2 separate regions of the Homo sapiens genome follow, and region 1 is linked to region 2. A link is a loop called in an ENCODE intact Hi-C map of the cell type or tissue named here. Cell type or tissue: prostate gland. All regions are shown on one strand.

Region 1 (8,000 bases), 58 kb before region 2:
TGGCCTCCCAAAGTGCTGGGATTACGGGCATGAGCCACTGCGCCTGGCTATTTTTTTTTATTTTTTATTTATTCATCTTTTGAGACGCAGTTTCGCTCTTGTCACCCAGGCTGGAGTGCAGTGGCGCCACCTCGGCTCACTGCAACCTCTGTCTCCCAGGTTCAAGCGATTCTCCTGCCTCAGCCTCCCAAGTAGCTGAGATTACAGGTGCCCGCCACCATGCCCAGCTAATTTTTGTATTTTTAGTAGAGATGGGGGTTCCACCATGTTGGCCAGGCTGGTCTCAAACTCCTGACCTCAGGTGATCCACCCATCTTGGCCTCCCAAAGTGCTGGGATTACAGGTGTGAGCTACTGCACCTGGCCTGAGATGAGAATTTAAAATAATGCTTTGGGTTCTGTGATCTAGACAACAATTTCTTTTGTTGCTAATTAGATGAAAGGTATAGAAAGTAAAATGATTGGGCCCCCGGAGAAGCAGGATTTTCCCCAGGGAATCCAACAAATCCAGAGAATGTCTTTGTTACGGGAGGATTGTTGTTTTAGTTAAAGATGTGCTTTGGAAATGTCTTCTTCCTTCATGTTAGTATCATGATCATTATCATGTTAAAAAAAAAAAAAAAATTTACAAACCACCTGGCCACCCAGAGCAGAATTACAGTCAGCACTCTGTTTCCCCAGGTCCTGAATCCTTGGATTCAACCAACCTCAGCACTCTGTTTCCCCAGATCCTGAATCCTTGGATTCGACCTTGGGCGGGGGAAAAAGAGTGGTTGCTTCTGTACTGAATATGTACAGGCTTTTTTTTTTTCTTGGCATTATTCCCTAAGGAATACAGCATAACAACTGTTTACATAGCATTTACATTGTATTCGGTATTATAAGTAATTTAGAGATGATTTAAAGTACAAGAAAGGCTGTGCATAGGTTATATGCAAATACTACATCATGTTATATCAGGGACTTATGCATTTGTGGACTTTGTATCCTCAGAGGTCCTGGAACTCATCCCTGGAACAGGGACGACTGTACTTAATACGCTGTCCAAAATGAATTGGACTGCCAGCATTCTCTACTTTTTCATGTATTACTCTTAGGTCAGGGGAAAAAACAAATCTCTGTATTTTATAATTAAGAATGAATCCCTGAGTCATTTGACTTCTTCAATGACAGAGCAAGCCACGTAAAAATACCCTTCCAAGGAAAGCCATCAGGGAGCCTCAGAATGGGTACAGTTTCACCCCATTTACCTAACCTTTTCTGCCAGTGCAGCTGAGCCTCTCAACGCGACTTTAACAAACTCTCTCTGAGCCAGTCTTCTCAGTGCCATCTTTGCTTTCATTCAACTTTACATGTCTAGTGTTGCTGCTCAAACCTGTGTCCCCTCAAGTCCTTTCCCAACTAAAGGATGGTGGTTAATTGACAATAGACAAACAAGTCTCAGAACAATTATGAGGGTGTAATGAAGTGTGCATTCGTACATGCAATTAAATAGAGGAAAGATGCAGGAGGGAATGTGTACACAATCCTCCTCCAGCTGGCACGCCCTGCCTGGAGGTGCTCCTCCACTGGAAGCCTGTTGTGTGCTCCTCTGGCAAGGAGATGAAGTCCCAGATTTTTAGTGCCTCATGCAAGGTCTTTTCCACCTCCTTCACTAGTTGACTTAGCCTGGCATGTAGCAAACTCTCAGTGTCATCTGCCTCCAACACAGTTTTCCCCAGGTCTTTCGTACCTTGGCCTTCACATGGGAAGCCAAGAGATGCTGAGCACATGGAGGAGGGCAATCTTTTCCCCCTTTGATTATTATTTTTTTAATTCATTGAGATTCTAAGTCCTCTGTCATTTCAAAGAAAGGATACTCTCTTTCCTTTGGAGCTATGTTCTACATATCATCCTAAGTGGAAAAAAATCATTAAATAGGCCGGGCGTGGTGGCTCACGCCTGTAATCCCAGTACTTTGGGAGGCCAAGGTGGGCGGATCGCTTGAGCCCAAGAGTTCAAGACCAGCTTGGCCAACGTGGCGAAATCCCGTCTCTTCTACAAATACAAAAATTAGCTGGGCGTGGTGGCACATGCCTGTAATCCCAGCTACTTGTGAGGCTGAGGCAGGAGGATTGCTTGACCCCAGGAGGTCAAGGCCGCAGTGAGACATGATGGTGCCACTGCACTCCAGCCTGGGTGACAGAGTCAGACACTGCCTCAAAGGAAAAAAACCAAACATACCTCAAATAATGTCTGCAAAATAAAAGACTATGAACGGAATATGGAGAAAGCCTCTAAGATGGCCCCAGGGGAGTGTTAACATGTCTAGCCTGATTAATTGGCTAGTTTGGGAATAATTCTATCCAAAGTGAGTGACAAGGCATGGCTGGCTAGTGTCAACTTTGTCCTCAGCTATAGTTAAAGGCAGGCCTGGAGGGCTGACTTGTTCAGTCTCAGTAGCAAAAAAGTGCATGGTGTCTGGATAAGCAGGTTGTACAGCCTATTAGAAAAGAAAGGTAACAGTCTTCCTCTAATGCAATAAGGGATTTTTTTTAAAGTTCTCCTGTCAAGATTTTTTAATACCAGAATCTGAGAGTGGAGAAAATTGGCCCAAGGACAGACAAAAGAGCTGGGAGGAAAATCGACTATATTTTTCAACACACAATGCCATTTGAAGTACTGGATTGAGTACGGAAGTATTACGAACATTCCTAATTTGGTTAGTGTCTATATTTCTTAATATAGTAATGCTATTAATGTCTGTCTCCTAAGTTTGTATAAATCCAAACCCCCATGTTATTGGCCAGTTGGAAACAATAATGTAAACAGACTCTGTTGCCCAAATTAAGTTATGTGCACCGAATGCTTTGTCAAACTGTAACTATTTTAATGTTCATTCTAAGCCACAAATCTTTGCCAAAGAAGATACTGAATTACTCTCTTTTGTTTAGGAGTAGAATACACAATAACCTAATATTTAAAAGTATTATTCAGAAGAAGAAAAACTTAGGATTGAATTTTTCTTTATCATAAATTTTAGATCATTCTCTTTGCTCGATTCCATAGAAGACACTAAGAATTAGACTGAACTGCTTTCTCATTGTATTGTTTTCTACTTGACCTAAAAATCCAGGGGTGGGTTATATAGAGAGTTTATTTAGGAGACTTTGGTAAGGGAGAGAGAAAAATAATGTACAAGCTGGAAACGCATGAAAAATGTAAACAATGAAAGTTAGAAGAATGGAAGCGACAGTGTGCTCAGGAAATGATGTGTCATTTGGTCGGAGTTCAGGGTGCCCCTGAATCCCAGGAGGGTAGCACTTGCTTTCCTGCCCATTGTGAAGGCAAGGAATCCGCGTGTTGTCCTATCAATTCCATTCATGGCAGGGTAGAGACTTTTCAAATGGAAGAAAATGTGCATTAAAGGACATTCTTTCTGCATGGGGTGGGGTAGTGAACGTGTTGGGGTTGAGGCACGGAGTTGTTTAGGTCAGGTGAATAGTGAGGGGAAATGGGCAGGCAGTCAATGGTTAAGTTGGTGTTTTGCAAGCCATTTTAAGAGGATACCAAATAAAATGCATTAATCTACATTTCATTAAAAATTAGTTGGTGGGAAAGTGGAAAGTTGAAGATGAGAACTTTCCAAGTAAAACAGCTTCATACTCCTTGGCCAGAACACCACTATATTTACAAATAGGGGATAAAAACACCCACTTCCTAGGTGGTCCATAAGCTTAACTGGGCAGGCATATGACACTTCTGAGCATTTGATGCCGTTCTCTGGGGGGGTTAAAGCCTGAATGCCCACCAAATCCCCTGTCTGAGCATCATTTGTGACCAAGATTCAAATTATTTCCCATGAAGCTCTAAGGTCTCATATAACTCAGTGGATGTAGCTCACGACTTCTTCTTTTGACCCCAGTATTCTAAGACAAACACCACAGCCGAAGCTGGAAGTGAGAGGAGAGGGGTTCGTTTCAGAGTCAGGAGCCCAAGGCGCCCCAGCAATTTCAGACCCCCTGGGACAGGAACTCCTCCTCCAGTAAGCTCTTGTTTTGAAAAACAGTGGGGTGGGGCCAAAAAAGCATTACAATGGAGCTGGGATGGATGAGGCTTTCTTTTATTTGAGATGTCACTTGTGTCACGTTTCCTGAAACAGCACGTTGGAAAACAGAAGCTATTTTCTATCCCGTGGGTTGCGCTGGAAGAGCTGAGAGGCCAGGCTGTGGATCCTTGCCACGAACAACAAGAGAGGGCAAGTCCAGCCGCCTGCTAGGGGACTAGCAGGAAGCGGCACGCCTGCCAGAGCTCATCACTTCAACTCTGGCTTTCACTGCGCTCATTCCCTGAATGGCAGTAACCAGGGGGCGGGGGTGGCATGGGAAATGAAAGAAAGAGATATGGGAAACTAAATCTGCCGGGGGAAAGAGAGTTACCGGAGTTTTAGCAAAACAGCTAGCAGATGCAAACGGGGAGGCAGAGGGAGGAGGGAAGGCTGGGCTTCAGCAACCTGCCACGGGGATTTAAACAAAGGAGGTTTGAGAGAGGCGGGATCTGGCTGTAATATCGGCACAGGGACAGAGACAGCAGCTGGACTCTCGGGATGAAACGGAATCGATTCCCAGCGTCTCCAACAGGGCAGGAGTGAGTGGAGTATGTTGCAAAATAAGAACTCAGAGAAACGAGTGAGTTTGGAAAAAAGACTTACAGATTTTGACGGTCTCTTGACATTTCACCCTTCTTTGAGGCATGCCTTTATCAATGCGTTACCTCTTCATAATTTCTGTCTCTAGTGTAATTATTTTTATCGTCTTCTCTGTGTTCAATTTTGGGGGAGATCCAAGCTTCCAAAGGCTAAATATCTCAGACCCTTTGAGGCTGACTCAAGTTTGCACATCTTTTATCAATGGAAAAACACGTTTCCTGTGGAAAAACAAACTAATGATCCATGAGAAGTCTTCTTGCAAGGAATACTTGACCCAGAGCCACTACATCACAGCCCCTTTATCTAAGGAAGAAGCTGACTTTCCCTTGGCATATATAATGGTCATCCATCATCACTTTGACACCTTTGCAAGGCTCTTCAGGGCTATTTACATGCCCCAAAATATCTACTGTGTTCATGTGGATGAAAAAGCAACAACTGAATTTAAAGATGCGGTAGAGCAACTATTAAGCTGCTTCCCAAACGCTTTTCTGGCTTCCAAGATGGAACCCGTTGTCTATGGAGGGATCTCCAGGCTCCAGGCTGACCTGAACTGCATCAGAGATCTTTCTGCCTTCGAGGTCTCATGGAAGTACGTTATCAACACCTGTGGGCAAGACTTCCCCCTGAAAACCAACAAGGAAATAGTTCAGTATCTGAAAGGATTTAAAGGTAAAAATATCACCCCAGGGGTGCTGCCCCCAGCTCATGCAATTGGACGGACTAAATATGTCCACCAAGAGCACCTGGGCAAAGAGCTTTCCTATGTGATAAGAACAACAGCGTTGAAACCGCCTCCCCCCCATAATCTCACAATTTACTTTGGCTCTGCCTATGTGGCTCTATCAAGAGAGTTTGCCAACTTTGTTCTGCATGACCCACGGGCTGTTGATTTGCTCCAGTGGTCCAAGGACACTTTCAGTCCTGATGAGCATTTCTGGGTGACACTCAATAGGATTCCAGGTACGTACAATTCCATATTTCATGCAAAAGAAATGTGTCGTATTTGAAAGGGCTTTAGAATAACCAGCCACTTTTTATTAGGAAGTAGAAGATGAAAACTGGAACATATATAGTTCTCACCCTAGTCCTTTCTAAATGCAGAAAGATGTTCTTTTTTTTTTTTGAGACTGGATCTCACTCTGTGGCCCAGGCTGGAGTGCAGGGGCAACATCATGGCTCACTGAACCCTGGACCTCCTGGGCTCCAGCAATCCTCCCACTTCAGTCTCCTGAGTAGCTGGGACTACAGGTGCACACCACCATACTGGGCTAATTTTTAAAAAAAATTTTGTGCAGACAGGGTCTCGCTATGTTGCCCAGGCTGGTCTCCAACTCCACAGCTCAAGCTATCCTCCCCATCTTGGCCTCCCAAAATGCTGGGATTATAGCCATGAGCCACCATGCCTAGCCCAGAATGATGTTCTTTATGTGATAATTCACATGTTCTAGCACTACTAAGTAATACCTTTCCATGCTATCACTTGGTGGTCCATCAAGTTCTTTTTCACACATCATCTTATTACATCTTTACCACAATAGCTGTTAGTCCACACTGGTGTTCTTTCTTTCCTCTAAATTTGTCAGGCTTGCTCTTACCCCAGGATCTTTGCCTTGGCCACCCTCCTGCCTACTCCAGGCCTCCACAGGCTCCTTCCCCTTAGCCAGATCTCAGCTCTCAGGTGTCAGCAGCTCTGATACTCCCCCTCATTGGCCAGCACACCACTCTGTTTTTCTTTTAAAGAGTTTATTGCCCTGTGGAATTAGGATATTTACCTATTTGCATGGGTTTGTTCTTGGTCTCCTCTGCATTTGTTCCATGAAGCCAGGGTTATTTTCTATCTCATTAACTGCTCCTCAGTGCTTAGAACAGAGAGTAAATGCTCAATAAGTATATATTAGATGAATAAATCAGTGAGTGAGTGAATGAATGGTAAAGCATGAAGCTTTACTATGGCACCAGAGCTGTCTCCCTAAGACATTGTTGAGCTGAGAAATATTTGGACTCATGCATGTACCATATTATATGTGTAGGATTTTTAAAAATACATTTTATTTCAAATAAAATAATGAGATCCTAGCAGAAACTCCTTGCTTTCTCACCCGAATTTTCCTATCTTTACTAATTTACCAGACCGATTGTTTTTTAAAGTGTATAAAACATGATGGGATTTCTTCTGAAGAAAACAGCGTGCTTTGGACTCAATGAAAAATACAAAATGGATCTCTGATGAACTAGACAGCATTATTATAGCAAGAGAAAAGCAATCATTGTTCTGGCTGTTGGGGGATTGCCAAGTTCGAAAGGCTGGTAGGTGCTCTCAGGCTGCAGGGCAGGGCCTGCTGGGCGATAAACACGCCGGCATTCTCTGGAAAATACCATGCCTGGTGTTTGAATCCCAGGGTGACTTTCCTGGTGAATGCGGCTCACTCGTATGCTGCGCACACTGTTTCCGCACCTGCCTCTGCCTGGGTTCATCCTCTCTTCACCTTTGATCTGTTGTTTCCACCATTCGCATATCATTGAGGAGCATTAGGTACTTAGGAGCTGATTTTCATATTTAAATATTTATTCCCTTTCTATTTTCATTCTTTCCTTAAAATTCATAAAAGTTGGGTCCCAGTCAAGTGGTTCCTTAAGTATTGTGCTGAGATGAGGGCATTTCATAAGTTAACAAAAGTCTAAATTGTTGCTTTTTTTTTTTTTTTTTAGAAAAACATGGGTTTTGGTTTCTATTAAATGTAAATATCTGTGGTTATTTTGCCAGAAGCCTGGTCAGTTTTATCAATGTCAAATAATATAAGAAAATCAAGGGAAAAAGAATTCCCCTTTTTTCCTTACCCCTTTCTGATCTCTTGGGAGACCAAAAGAATGATATCTGGATAGGTGTAGGAGAGAATGCTATCTAGATGGGTATAGGAGAGAACGACATCTACATGGGTAGAGGAGAGAATGCTACCTTTTCTTCTCTTTTTTAGGAGAGAGAACACCTTTTTTGCTGTAGGTTTATGCCATGGCATGCTGGCTTCTGCCTTCTCACTGCAACAGTGTGGCCCCATGTAAATCATAGAACCTCATGGGACCTCAAATCTCTCCAGCTACAAAATGGGGAACCCAGGTAGAAAGACCCCTTTCATTCCTACACATACCTTTCTTTGCAGAAGACACAATGCCTAGAACAATGTAAAGACCTCCCACGCTGCTAGTGGGAATCTATAGAGAGAAAGGCAGAAGGGCTGGTGAGCCTGGATCATGTACTGCCCATCAACTTTGGCAAGCGCATCCCATTTCCCTTGCAGGAATTAGAGGCGAGA
Region 2 (8,000 bases):
TGAAGCTGGGTCCAGGGGAACAAATGTAGAAATGTAAAATGAGAAATGAAGTGAGGAGTTGGAATTCTGGTAAGGGTGGTAAGAGGCGGCAGAAGAGGTCTAGGATGAGACCAAGTCTGAGTTTGCTTGTTTGTTGGAGGGTGAGTGGTGGTGGGGCATCTCAAGCTGGCTTGAAAAATCAGACACAGGGTCAACCATTCAAATAGAAGGGTGACAGGATCAGTGCTGATTATAGGAAGAGCCATCTGGTGGTATTGACTGCATCTGGTGGAAATACTGCAGACAGAGAGACCCACTGGCAGGCAATTACAGTCTTCTTGATGAGAGATGTTGAGCACCTGAGTGAGGACTGTGGCATCAAAGGAAAGCAAAAGGTATGTGTTTGAGCAATGCTATTATCAACCAGCTTGGAGAACTGCTGGTAGATTGGAAATCCATTGGCGACTCCTGTACTGTGCAAAATTTCAACAGTCGTAGCTGGAAGGGAATAACTAGTGCATTAGGTTAATCGTGAAGGTGAAAGATTTTGAAGTATGGCAGGGTTTAGTGGAGCAAAGAAGGGAACATTCTCAGGCTACATGTCTGGGAATATGGAAGCTGAAGGCCTTCACCACCTCAGGAAAATCTGCTATAATTAGAAGAGTGTTTGACAAGAGCTAAAAATTATAAACAGCAGAGATGCATAGGCAGGCGGCCAATGGACCATGTCAGCATTGTAATGAAATCTGAACTGCTCTGAGCCAAGGATTGCCTATGTTTCTCAACTTTTTACTGACATTGCCTAGTCTTCACCAGAAGACTGTCCAAGAATGACTCTGGCTTGAAGGCATTTAGGCTGCTACTGAAGATATTAATAAATATAAATTCTCTAGATACATTAAGCTGAAAACCCCAAGAATATCCCATTCATGGCTTTACCTCCACCATCTACTCTGGAATGTTGGAGGCATGCAAGAAAGTATTTGAATAAGTGAGTAAATTATCTGGAAACAAAATCAACAAGTTCTTTAGCACATCTGCACTCCTAAACTAGAGCCTAGAAAATTCACTTAAATTTTCTAGGCTGTAGTTCACATAGCTTGGTAACGAGGGGGAGGCATTAGGAAATTTTTGAAATCCATTCAATTCTAAAATTCAGGGGTTTTCCTCCTTTCTTCATTTCATCTTTTCCTTTTAAACTAAGGAGTGAATTTGTTGGCAGTTATGCGAGATGAGTGCAGAGATGTCATATTAAGAATGCTATACCACTGTCTCAGGGACTACAAAACTAGAAACATCCACATCAAACAAAACAGGGTCTCTTTTAGTAAGTTTCTCGTGTTAAAAATCCTAAATAGGCCAAATGTGATGGCTCATGCCTGTAATCCCAGCACTTTGGGAGGCCAAGGTGGGAGGATTGCTTGAGTCCAGGAGTTTGACAGCCTGGGCAACATAGTGAGAGGAGAGCCATGTCTATTTGAAAAAAAAAAAAAATCCTAAGTGATCAATTGATCACTTGAACTGGTTCAATTGATCAATTGAACCAGTACTGGGTGGAAACAAATATATACTTTTAATTTCTTTCTTTCTTTTTTTTTTTTTTTGAGACGGAGTCTCGCTCTATTGGCAGGCTGGAGTGCAGTGACGCGATCTCAGCTCACTGAAACCTCCGCCTCCCGGATTCAAGCAATTCTCCTGCCTCAGGCTCCCAAGTAGCTGGGACTACAGGTGTGCGCCACCACGCCCGGCTAATTTTTGTATTTTTAGTAGAGACGGGGTTTCACCATGTTGGCCAGGATGGTCTCGATCTCTTGATCTCGTGGTCTGCCCGCCTCGGCCTCCCAAAGTGCTGGGATTACAGGCGTGAGCCACCATGCCCGGCCTATGTACTTTGAATTTCCAAAAATGACCCAAATTAGCAATCAGAATAAGAGGCTACAAGTTATTTAACACTACAATTCCCTGCCATTTGGTAATTTTCCATTTTTTTTGTTGTTAAAGTTAATTGAATTATTAGAATTAGTCACAAGCACAATTACTAAATTAATGAAGCAAATAAAGCTTAGATGTATATCAATAAACTTTTGTAAAAAATATAAAAGCAATACAACATTAAAGAAAGTTTTATAAGTAAGGAAAACACTGGTATTTCCTCCACTCACATTTCACATGCAAATATTTGTGCATGGTTTATTAATAGTATACAATTTCATATTCTGGTGTTTTTGTGGGGTTTTTTTTTTGTTTGCTTGTTTTTTTGATTCAGAGCCTCACTCTGTTGCCCAGGCTGAAGTGCAGTGGTGCAATCTCGGCTCACTGCAACCTCTGCCTCCTGGGTTGGAGCAATTCTCCTGCCTCAGCCTCCCAAGGAGCTGGGATTACAGGTGTGTGCCACCACGCCCGGCTAATTTTTGTATTTTTAGTAGAGACAGGCTTTCACCATGTTGGCCAGGCTGGTCTTGAACTCCTGACCTCAGGTAATCCACTCCTCTCAGCCTCCCAGAGTGCTGAGATTACAGGCGTGAGCCACCGCGCCCGGCCTTTGTTTTTGTTTTAACTTTAGATCAATCATTCTTAACCAGGGGTGATTTTGCACCTGAGGGGACATTTGGCAATGTCTGGAGAGATTTTGGTCTGTCACATCTGTGGTTGGGGACCTGCTACTGGCATCTAGTGGGAAGAGACTGGGAACACTGCTAAACATCCTAAACGACATAGGTCAGCCCCCACGACAAAGAATTACCTGGTCCAAATGTCGATAATGCTGAGGTTGAGAAAACTGCTTTAGATTATAGTAAAAAAAGCGGTCTTTTCCACAGAAACATTATCCCCATGATTTTATTAAAGGGATTATATTTTCAACCATGTATTTAGTGGTTATGTATGCCAGGCATTGCAAAGCACTGTACACAGATTTTTCTCATTTAGCCCTCCCAAAACCCTGTGAGGTTTTAAAGACGAGTACACCATGTCTTAAAGAGATTCAATAGTTGTTCAGAGTCATACAGTTAGTGGTAGCAATGCTTGTCTCTCCGACTTCAAAGCTGGTGCTGTCAGTTATCGTGTGTAATGTCATAATGAACATCTTCATATACGGATTTCTGCATTTTAAAAGTCCCTTCCGTAGCTTATTTTGAAGATATTAAAGGGTCAAAGGGAATTGGCAGTTATGGTGGCTTTTCCTACATGTTTCTAAATTGATTTTCTACAGCTGAACCAATTTCAGCACTACCATTGAATTGTGAGAAAGCCCTTTCAATATATTCTCATCAGCATTGACTATTTAACATTTAAAAACAAAATTCCTTGTTTTCTTAAGAAATTAAAAAGTATATATGTGAGCTTAAATAATAAGCAATTTCTGGAACTTGTTACCACAGATAGTTCTCCCAAAATGAGGACCAAACTGTGTAAGAATAATGAGAACGTCAAGTCAATATAAATAAAGCTTGCATTTCAAAGAATCATGTTTAACAAACGCAGTTATTTGACTAAGAAAGGCTGAGCCCCAAGAAAAACATTCCTGGTTACTCTGTAAACTTTGCCTCAAATGCTCTGTTTATATAAGCCTATGAAGAGCAAATGAGAGAATTGGATTTTATAGTTTAAAATGTTTTCTCAGATAATATTGACTTTTTTTTTTGCCCTGTCCTAGAAATAATGAAAAATAGGCCTTTGCTAGGATTCTTGTGAATGAAGGGTACGGTCCTACCCATACTCCCCATAACTACCCTCCCAGAGTCCTGACAAAGAATAGTGATAGTGATCCTAACAGCAAATATAATAATAATAGAATCGAGTCCAGTATTTTTCCAATACTAGTTGTGTCCCATTAGAGGATACAGAAATCACTTTAGTAGTTTTTGATCAGAATTTTTAAGATGAAACTAGACCAGAAAACAACATAAAATTAACAAGTGCATCGCATGTAATAAGCACAAGTATTGTTTTATGAAACTTGTTTGCTTTATATACGTGTGTGTGTGTGATGGTATACAGTGTTTTTTCTGTGGGTTGCAGTCTAAAAGGTTGAAAAGCCACTGATCAGATTTACCTACTTCATTTGAGAGGTGAGGTTTGGAGACGTTGGATGATGTCCAGGGATACCCAGCTGGTTAGTGGCAAAGCTGGAATGAGAACGGAAGTTCCCTAATCCCTAGGCCAGTGTCTACTCCATCAGGGTGCTCAGCCTGGGATCAGTCTCTGGCAGCAGGCAGGAAACAGGCTTAATAGAGAGGCTTTTAGGGAGTAGAGAAGGAGCAACTGGACATTGGCAAGAGTGATGGGACTGGTAGCTTTGGGATCTCCATGTATCTTTCAGCCCAAGCCAAATTAAATTACTTACTGAACAGTGAGCACATTGTACATTCAGGGTCTTCAATCTTAAGCTTGCCATTATCTCCTCAAAATAATAACCAAGTGATGCTTACTAGGTATTCAAATTGAGCTGTCACCAGAAGTCTTGTTGAATATTTTCTCACTTCCCTAAGCAAGTTGAACCAAGCAGGACAGATATGGAGAATGGATGATTGCTGATCACCCAGGTCATTATTGAAGGGCAAATTGAAATGGGTTGGTGCTTGCTAAGAAGGTAGAAGAGGCCGGGCACAGTGGCTCACGGCTGTAATCCCAGCATTTTGGGAGGCCAGGGCGAGTGGAGCACTTGAGTTCAGCTCAAGACCAGCATGGCCAACATGGTGAAACCCTATCTCTACTAAAAATACAAAAAATTAGCTGGACGTTAGTGGCACGCCCCTCTAGTCCCAGCTACTTGGAAGGCTGAAGCAGGAGAATCACTTGAAGCTGGGAAGCGGAGGTTGCAGTGAGCTGAGATTATGCCACTGGACTCCAGCCTGGGCAACAGAGCAAGACTCTGTCTCAAAAAAAAAAAAAAAAAAAAGAGAAAAAGAAGAAAGGTAGAAGAAATGCTTTTTGGTACTGAGAAGTAGAGATTATTACACCTTAAGTTGCCATGTCCTATTGGGAAATCAAGACAGCATCCAGGCCCGTCTGATCCTCACAAAACCTAAACGGTCCTCCCCATCAGCACTAAAGACTGACTGAGTCAATGGGGCCACCCTTGCATTGGGAATGGACGCGCGTTCATTCCTTTAACATTGGTTGAGAGTCTCCTGGTGGCCAAGTGCTATGAAGTCAAAGGCACTGTGAGAACTGGTCCTCTGCTCAGTGCAGCTTTTTCCTATAACAGGTGGGCTGATGCCTTCAAGGAGGTGATGTGAGAGATCCGTTAAAATGCATATATTCCTAGCAGTGGGAACAAGTTAGTTACAATTAACCCAAGGATATAGGGACCAGATTCACTCACAAGAGAAGATTTTGAGTGAGAATAGTTAGTAAGAGACTAACCTACAAACCTGATGAAGACTGAGGGAGAGAGGTCAAGGAGGGGAGGAAAAAAGGACAGTGCTGTTGCTCCCCAGGACAAGCTGCATCCTCCTCCCAGTGTTGCTTACAGCTGAGAGCTACTCACACTTGATCACACACAAGAATCTTCTGGGGATTTTGTGAAGATGCTGACGTTGGATGTTGATACAAGAGGCCTGGCGTGGGTCTCAATTTCTTTTTTGAGACAGGATCTCACTGTGTTACCCAGGCTAAAGTGCAGTGGCCTGATTTTGGCTCACTGCAGCCTTGACCTCCCATGCTCAGATGATCCTTCCACCTCAGTCTCCCGAACACCTGGGGCCCCAGGCGCACATCACAACACCCAGCTAATTTTTGTATTTTCATAGAGATGGGATTTCTGTATGTTGCCCAGGCTGGTCTGAAACTCCTGGATTCAAGAGATCTACCTGCCTGTTACAGGAAAGGGATCCCGATCCAGACCCCAAGAGAGGGTTCTTGGATCTTGCAAAAGAATGAATTCAGGGTGAGTCTTCAGTGCAAAGTGAAAGCAAGTTTATTAAGAAAGTAAAGGAATAAAAGAATGGCCACTCCATAGACAGAGCAACCCCGAGGGCTGCTGGTTGCCCATTTTTATGGTTATTTCTTGAAGATACACTAAACAAGGAGTGGATTATTACCCCCGTTTAGACCATAGAGGGCAACTTCCTGACATTGCTATGGCAGTGGTGGGAGTGTAGCAGGACGACCAGAGATTGCTCTCATCGCCACTTTGGTTTTGGTGGGTTTTGGGCGGCTCCTTTACTGCAAACTGTTTATATCAGCAAGGTCTTTATGACCTGTATTTTGTGCTGACTCCTGTCTCATCCTGCTATGTCTGGAATTGGTGGGTTCTTGGTCTCACTGACTTCAAGAATGAAGCTGCGGACTCTCGCAGTGAGTGTTACAGTTCTTAAAAGCAGCGGGTCTGGAGTTTGTTCCCTCTAATGTTTGGATGTGTTCAGAGTTTTTTCCTTCTGGTGGGTTCGTGGTCTCGCTAGCTCAGGAGTGAAGCTGTAGACCTTTGCAGTGAGCGTTATATCTTTCAAGGCGGTGCGTTTGGAATTGTTTGTTCCTACCAGTGGGTTCGTGGTTTTGCTGGCTTCAGGAGTAAAGTTGCAGACCTTCGTGGTGAGTGTTACCACTCATATAGGCTGTATGGACCCAAACAGTAAGCAGTACAAAGATTTATTGCAAAGGACAAAAGAACAGCACTTCCACAGTGTGGAAAGCAACCTAAACAGGGTACCGCTGTTAGTTTTGTCAGCCTGCTTTTATTCTCTTATCTGGCCCCACCCACATCCTGCTGATTGGTCTGTTTTACAGAGAGCTGATTGGTGCATTTACAATCCCTGAGCTAGACACAAAAGTTCTCCACCTCCCCACTAGATTAGCTAGACACAGAGTGCTGATTGGTGCATTTACAAACCCTGAGCTAGATACAGAGTGCCGATTGCTGCATTCACAATCCCTTAGACATAAAGGTTCTCCAAGTCCTCACCAGAGTAACTAGATACAGAGTGCCGATTGGTGCACTCACAAACCCTGAGCTAGACACAGGGTGCTGATTGGTGTGTTTACAAACCTTGAGGTAGATACAGAGTGCTGATTGCTGTATTTACAATCCCTTAGCTAGACATAAAGTTTCTCCAAGACCCAACCAGAGTAACTAGACACAGAGTGCCAATTGGTGCATTCACAAAACCTGAGCTAGACACAGGGTGCTGATTGGTGTGTTTACAAACCTTGAGCTAGAGACAGAGTGCTGATTGGTGTATTTACAATCCCTTAGCTAGACATAAAGGTTCTCCACGTCCCCACCAGACTCAGGAGCCCAGCTGGCTTTACCCAGTGGATCCCGCACCAGGGCCGCAGGTGGAGCTGCCTGCCAGTCCCACTCCGTGCGCCTGCACTCCTTAGCCTTTGGGCGGTCGATGGGACTGGGCACCATGGAGCAGGGAGGGGTGCTCGTTGGGGAGGCTCTGGCCGCGCAGGAGCCCATGGCGGTCGGGGGGAGGCTCAGACATGGCCGGCTGCAGGTGCTGAGCCCTGCCCCGCTGGGAGGCAGCTAAGGCCCAGCGAGAAATCCAGCACAGCAGCTGCTGGCGCAGGTGCTAAGCCCCTCACTGCCCCGGGCGGCGGGGCCGGCCGGCTTCTCCGAGTGCTGGGCGCCCCCAGCCCACGCCCACCCGGAACTCACGCTGGCCGGCAAGCGCTGCGCGCAGCCCTGGTTCCCGCCGGCGCCTCTCTCTCCACACCTCCCAGCAAGCTGAGGGAGCTGGCTCTGGCCTTGGCCAGCCCAGAAAGGGGCTCCCACAGTGCAGCCGCGGGCTGAAGGGCTCCTCAAGTGGGGCCAGAGTGGGTGCCAAGGCCGAGGAGGTGCCGAGAGCGAGCGAGGGCTGCTAGCATGCTGTCATCGCTCACCGTGACTTAGAATGCGTAACCATCTGGGAATGCGGTCCAGTAGGTTTCAGCCTTATTTTACCCAGCTCCTATTTAAGATGGAGTTGCTCTGGTTCACAGGCCTCTGACACCTCAGCCTCCCAAAGTGCTGGGACCACAGGCATGGGCCACTGCACCTGGCCAGAGTCTGCATTTCTTCTTTTTTTTTTTTTTTT

The links. Peaks named below come from ENCODE experiments on the same cell type or tissue, not always from the same donor. Only the 100,000 strongest peaks of a DNase experiment are listed, where the experiment ranks them.
Region 1: it touches region 2 in a loop (2.3-fold over the local background); 7 of 110 quality-filtered maps call a loop at or near these places.

What each region holds. Positions count from the first base shown.
Region 1 is chr6:10,551,694-10,559,693 of GRCh38, forward strand. All of the region lies in intron 3 of GCNT2 (glucosaminyl (N-acetyl) transferase 2 (I blood group)), which reads left to right. Among named protein-coding and RNA genes, the nearest start is that of GCNT2, 34 kb to the left of the region's middle. RefSeq lists enhancers at 4,033-4,928, 6,862-7,409, 7,536-8,000. In prostate gland, no CTCF peak of the experiment used is centred here; DNase peaks (open chromatin) are centred at 4,258 and 7,008; H3K4me3 peaks cover 2,500 bases; H3K27ac peaks cover 4,102 bases.
Region 2 is chr6:10,609,767-10,617,766 of GRCh38, forward strand. All of the region lies in intron 3 of GCNT2 (glucosaminyl (N-acetyl) transferase 2 (I blood group)), which reads left to right. Among named protein-coding and RNA genes, the nearest start is that of C6orf52, 81 kb to the right of the region's middle. In prostate gland, no CTCF peak of the experiment used is centred here; DNase peaks (open chromatin) are centred at 700, 3,485 and 4,067; H3K27ac peaks cover 8,000 bases.